2 separate regions of the Homo sapiens genome follow, and region 1 is linked to region 2. A link is a contact called in ENCODE Hi-C data. All regions are on one chromosome and are shown on one strand. The core of a region is the stretch at or near the end of the contact, and the rest is flanking DNA. Distances in the headings are between cores, read along the strand shown. Region 1 overlaps CTNNBL1 (catenin beta like 1). Region 2 holds the start of LINC01746 (long intergenic non-protein coding RNA 1746).

What was found. Hi-C counts contacts between places; a loop is a spot of excess contacts on that map. Pooled maps may share reads with other maps.
Region 1: a map of heart right ventricle shows a loop between it and region 2 (2.5-fold over the local background). The contact joins the enhancer-like site here to the promoter of LINC01746 in region 2. A Hi-C loop is called at or near these places in 2 of 168 maps with a recorded cell type or tissue (heart right ventricle and left cardiac atrium) and 1 of 50 pooled maps.

Annotation. Positions count from the first base shown.
Region 1 is chr20:37,772,921-37,775,861 of GRCh38, forward strand. All of the region lies in intron 7 of CTNNBL1 (catenin beta like 1), which reads left to right. Among named protein-coding and RNA genes, the nearest start is that of CTNNBL1, 80 kb to the left of the region's middle. Within about 2 kb of position 1,396, at least 2 of the 41 ENCODE cell types and tissues checked have a DNase peak (open chromatin) inside an H3K27ac peak, as active enhancers do.
Region 2 is chr20:37,569,748-37,572,890 of GRCh38, forward strand. It overlaps LINC01746 (long intergenic non-protein coding RNA 1746), which reads left to right and starts at 1,353. Exons shown (of 4, transcript NR_184035.1): 1 at 1,353-1,551; 2 at 2,147-2,218.

The DNA of each region.
Region 1 (2,941 bases), core at 146-2,645, 200 kb after region 2:
TTTATTCTTATGAGGATAAAAACCACTGCAGATGATTGCATTAAATGGATTAACAGGTAAGTAGATAACAGTAGTGTGAGAGATGCTGCATCACAATTAATGTTTTTAATGGGGAATACAAGCTTATTAAGATATTACGTACTATTGAAAATAACAGCAAAACCAAGTATAAGATTCCCTCTTGTTACCCAGTTAAATCAATGCTTCAGAAACAGTTGCAGCGTTCAGTTAAGTTATATTACATGTACAACTGGTTGATGCTAAAGTTCTTAGCCTCTATGACCAGAGGTTGGGATTTTGTAGGGCACAATCTGCTTTGACAATTGTACAGAGCTGTAGATATGTCTGAACCTGCCCCATGTGTTCCAGGTAGCAGAGGTGAGCTACAGATATAACCTGCAGCTTCTGGCTGTGAGTGGTAGCATAATTGTTTTGTACTTTCCAGAAAAGCAGCAGCTCCCAAAAAGGTGAAGTGTAATTTTATTCAAGGCTAGTACATGCTGAGTACAAACCTATGCATGACTCTATAATTACTCTGACAGCTGAAAGATTTAAGAGAGCCAGGCTCCTGGATAGAAGAGAGCCCTACAAGTTCCAAGTCCCGCTGATTAACTTTGCAAAATCCAAGAGACTATACCTGCTAAGTAAAATCTCCTTTCTCCTGATTTTGAATAAATGTCTTTGAAATTTGGCAGTTTGGTATTGTGCAATCTCTGGCTGGGATTTAAACAGAAATAAAATATGCTTTGTAAGTGTTGTCTTTGGCTAGACATGAAAGATTACTTTCCTTTCTTCCCACCTGGCCTAATTTCTTCTATTTCTTTTCTACCAGATTAAAACATTTGGTTGTCATCATCATCATCATCACCACTAAGTTTTCATCATCTGATATGAGTTTCATGTATTGACTGCTCACTACATGCTAAAGTGTTTTTCTAGAACCTTCTTCTTTCTTTCCTGTCTTTTTCTTCTTTTTCTTTCTTTCTCTCTTTTTTTTTTTTTTTTTTTTTTTGAGGCAGGGTCTCATGCTGTTGGCCAGGCCAGAGTGTTGGTGCCATCACTACTCACTGCAGCCTTAACCTCCCAGGCTCAAGTGATTTTCCAACCTCAGCCTCCCAAGTAGCTGGGACTTCAGGTGCACACCACCACACCCAGCTAATGTTTGTAGTTTTTTGTAGAGATGAGGTCTCACTATGTTGCCCAGGCTGGTCTTGAACTCCTGGGGTCAAGTGATCCTCCCGCCTCAGCTTCCCAAAGTGCTGGGAGTACAGGTGTGAGCCACTGCGCCTGGCCACATACATTATTTCTAATCCTCACAAACAGCCCTGCCAAGAGGGTGCAGCTATCCCCAATTTACAGATAAAGAAATCCCAGAGAGAGAGGAAATGGTGTTGCCCAAACCACATGGGAACCACGTGAGAGAGCCTGTGAGCATTGGGCCTTGGCATCTTTGAAGCCACCTCCTCTTGCCAAGCTGCTTCTCAGCTGGCACTGCTTTTAGGTTCTGAAGCATTGCAGAGCTCAGCGTTGGGGAGTTATCGGGCCTCATCATTTTGGTTTCCTGATTAGATTCTTCCTTCATGCCAATTTCTCAGTCAGAACTTATATTTTAATTTAAAAATGATGAAGTTATCAGTCTGGTTTTTAAAAACTTACTTTGGTTAAATTGGAAACTCTTAGTAGTGTCTTACAGCAAAAGGTGGAGATTTCCTGTGGAACCAAGAATTCTCAGTAGCAAGAAACTCAGCTGGTCGGTGCCTGTTATGTATACACCAGTTCCCTTAGTACAGCCACTTCATGAGGAAGATATTAATTTGGCCAGTCTCATAGCTGGTAACTGTTAGAGCTCAGATTCTAATGCAGATATTTCTGGTTATGGTTGTCAGAAAAACTTGTGGTACCTACTGTGTGTTAGGTACTTTCATATTATGTTTTTAAATTCTCATAGTAACTCTCCAAATAAGTGGGATTTTTTTTCTATTTCTTTTTTCTTTTTTTCATGTCAGTGCCCTTAATCAAAAAAGTGCTATTTTTTATTTTCATTTTACAGATGAGGAAACTGAGACTGAGAATGTTTCTTGGGTCATAGATTCCCATTGTCAGCTTACAGCATTCTTAGTGTCTCAGTAATTCTGTTTTTACAGCACCGCTATGCCAAAAAGTACCTAATAGTCTCATTTATTAAGTAGTTATGTCCAAACCATTTAATATATATTTATGTCCTTACAATTTATTAGCCATTTGAGAAGATAATACACACAAATTGAAAGAAAAAATATTTTTATTTCATTCTTAAATATCATAGTTACTTCCTAATGGTATGTGTGCCTTTTGGTACTGCTCAAATCCTTAAACCTTAGGATCAGATTGAACGCTACGACCATCATTCTGATTTCACATCGATTTTCACAGTTATTTTTGTCAGAGCAGCTATCCAAACGCAGCTCCACAAAGATATGATGTCACCAGAAGAAATGTAACTTGAGCTCCTGGTTAATGCAGTGTTCAACAGATGTCACATTTCACTGTGTTCTCCTTGAAAATTTAACATATCCTGTGGTGAATTAAATATGACACCCCAGTTGCCACAGCGCAAAGTTGGAGAACTGCAGATTTGAGTCAACCTTAGGTGTGTCTAATGCCAGATCTGTGTTTTATTTTCCTTTTTTAAAATTTGATATTTCTACAAAATTAATTTTAATTCAGTGTAAGGTTTTTAAATGCCACAACAGTGGACAGAGTTCAGATCTAAGTTACCCCTGTTTGTTCTCTTGCTTAATTCTGTGTCTTCCCTATAGCAGGTGCCTAATAAGTATTTATTGAAAGGAAGAAAAACTCCCCCCAACTTGAAAACAGGAGCTTACAAAATTGAATAAAGGACAAGAGGCATTAGATCCACAGAAAGGCCATGGCTCTAGTGACCTACTGTCTTTTGGCTTCT
Region 2 (3,143 bases), core at 103-2,602:
CATGGAATGTCTCTACAGGATTTGCAAGGGAAATTTTGTCTTTTTTAAAAATTATTTTTTCATTATTCTGGGTACACAATAGGTGTAATATATTTACGGGGTACATGTGATGTTTTGATGCAGGCATACAATGTGTAATAATCACATCAGGGTTATTGAGGTATCTGTCACCTCAACCATTTATTATTTCTTTGTGTAAGGAATATTCCGTTTCTACTTTTTTAGTTATTTTAAAATATACGATAAATTATTTTTGACTATAGTCTTCCTAGTGTGCTACTAGATCTTATTTGAGACAGAGTCCCTCTCTGTCGCCCAGGCTGGAGTGCAGTGGTGCGATCTTGGCTCACTGCAACCTCTGCCTCCCAGGTTCAAGCAATTCTCCTGCCTTAGCTTCCCGTTATTTCTTCTATCTATGTTTTTGTACCCATTAACCAACTTCACTTCCCCTGCCTCCCTGCAACCCTTCCCAGCCTCTGGTAACTGTCACTCTTCTCTCTGTCTCTGTAAGTTCAATTGTTTTCATTTTTAGCTCCCATAAATGAGTGAGAACATGCAAAGTTTGTCTTTCTGTGCCTGGCTTATTTCACTTAACATAATGTCGTTCAGTTCTATCCATGTTGTTGCAAATGACAGGATTTTATTCTTTCTTTATGGCAGAATAATATTCCTTTGCATATATGTACTGGCAAGGGGCATTTTGACTACACCAGACTGGGATATTTGCTCACCCATTAACTCTAGAACCAAATCCCTGAATAAGATGTGACTTCCCTAATTGGGATGCTCCAATTCTAACAGCCAGGAGTCTTAAGGGTTCAGGATTCCAGAATCTAAAGTTTCTATAACTTGAAGATTCCGAAAGTCAATATTTCTAAGACTCTATAAGTCAAGAAATCTTTAAGAGGTAGTTCAAGATAAGACTTTCTATGGGGAATGTATGTTAGGGGTGGAAGTGCTAAGGAATAAATGTGAAACTTTTTTGCTTTTTTTCAATGTGTGAACCACCTACCCATAGAAAATAAATCTATAAAAAGATCATCTGCAAAAGCAAAGTGATTTCACTTAACTTAGAAAAATACAAAATATTTTCTCTGTTAAAAGGACTGAAGCTCAGGTGGGAGTTTGATAAAGGGATGGAGTCTGCTGCATGCTAGTAAACCACCTCTCCAAAGAATGCTGGGGTCTGTAGCATTTGCCAGTTTTCATGGTGTAAATACTTCCACTGCAATCGATTTCAAGTTGCCAGCAGTTTAACAATTGGTTCTCAAAGTTCCCGAAAATCTAACAATCGCCCTTTTATGACCTAGCAAAAGCTGGCTGGCCAGGCTTCTGCAATAGAACCTGGAAGAGTCAGAGGGGTTGTGGCTTTGAGGACAATTGTTCAAGTGAGAAGAGGGCTGTGCAGATCTCAAGATGACATCGGGATCCTGATGTGAAGTTTTCCTGCTTCTGGAGGAGGGAAGCAGAGGGCTGTTTTGCCTCCTCTGGGCCAGGGATGCATGGAATGGCAGAGGTGGGGGCTCCCAGCTATGGTGACTGGGAGGGCAGGTAAGTGATGGGACTGATTAGGAAGAGCCGCAACTGTCCCTTCACCCGGCCCATCCTTCAGTGGAGGTGGACATTCGCCTATTTCCTCACACTTTTTTTTTTTTTTTTTTTGACAGAATCTCGCTCTGTCACCCAGGCTGGAGTGCAGTGGTGTGATCACGACTCACTGCAACCTCCACCTCCCGGGTTCACACAATTCTCCAGCCTCAGCCTCCCGAGTCACTGGGATTACAGGTGTGTGCCACTGCACCTGGCTAATTTTTGTATTTCTTTAATAGAGACGGGTTTCACCATGTTGGCCAGGCTGGTCTGGAATTCCTGACCTCAGGTGATCCATCTGCCTTGGCCTCCCAAAGTGCTGGGATTACAGGCTTGAGCCATCACACCCGGCCCCCTCACGCAGTGATTCCATGAAAATTTATGCAGAGCAGAGATCATGATGCTCATTTTGCTGATGAGAAAATTAAGACCCAGACAGGAAAAGGTATTTGTTTCCAGTCACATAGTTGCCAGGAAATAAAATGATAGTAGCTCAAATAGATTGAGCATTTACTCTGAGCCAGATCTATGCTAAATAGCTTGACTTGTTGCTTAGGTCGGGGTCCCTGGAAGCAGATCCTGAGACAAAGTCCCCTGTGCAAGAGATTTATTTCAAAGGTGTGCCCAGGTAAGGGGGAGAGGGGCTGCAGAACAGGGAAGGGGAGGAAGCCAGGCAAGGGTGTGAGTTCAGACCATGTCCTAGCCTCAGCCTAATGGGGTGTGGGTCTGGAGCACCCCAGAATTTGTCCCAGCTGGAAGCAAAAGATCCGGGCTTTCATACTCCTCTGTTAGTCATTGGCTGGGGGCCATTCTTGGGACACGTTGACTCCCAGGCCCCCAGGTCAAGCCTCCGAATAAGGATTTCTTTCTTTTCTTTTTCTTTCTTTCTTTCTTTCTTTCTTTCTTTCTTTCTTTCTTTCTTTCTTTCTTTCTTTCTTTCTTCTTTCTTTCTTTCTTTCTTTTTCTCTCTCTTTCTTTCTCTCTTTCTTCTCTCTCTCTCCTTCTTTCCTGTCTCTCTCTCTCTCCCTTCCTTCCTTCCCCTTTCTTTCTTTCTTTCTTTCTTTCTTTCTTTCTTTCTTTCTCTCTCTCTCTCTCTCTCTTTTTCTTTCTTTTTTTTTTTTGACACAGTTTCACTCTGTCACCCAGGTTGGAGTGCAGTGGTGCAATCTCAGCTCACTGCAACCTCTGCCTCCCAGGTTCAAGTGATTCTCCTGCCTCAGCCTCCCGAGTAGCTGGGATTACAGGTGCACGCCACCACACCCTGCTAATTTTTGTATTACTAATAGAGATGGGGTTTCACTATATTGGCCAGGCTGGTCTCGAACTCCTGACCTCAAGTGATCCACCCGTCTCGGCCTCCCAAAGTGCTGAGATTACAGGCGTGAGCCAACGTGCCCGGCCTGAATAAGGATTTCTTATTAGCATCCAAACACATCGGAGCTGGGCATCAACAGTGTCCACTCGCTTGTATTAACTCAATTATTCCTCCCAGCAATGCTAAGTGGTATTATTATCACCCCCACTTTGTAGATGGGGAAAATGAGGCACAGAGA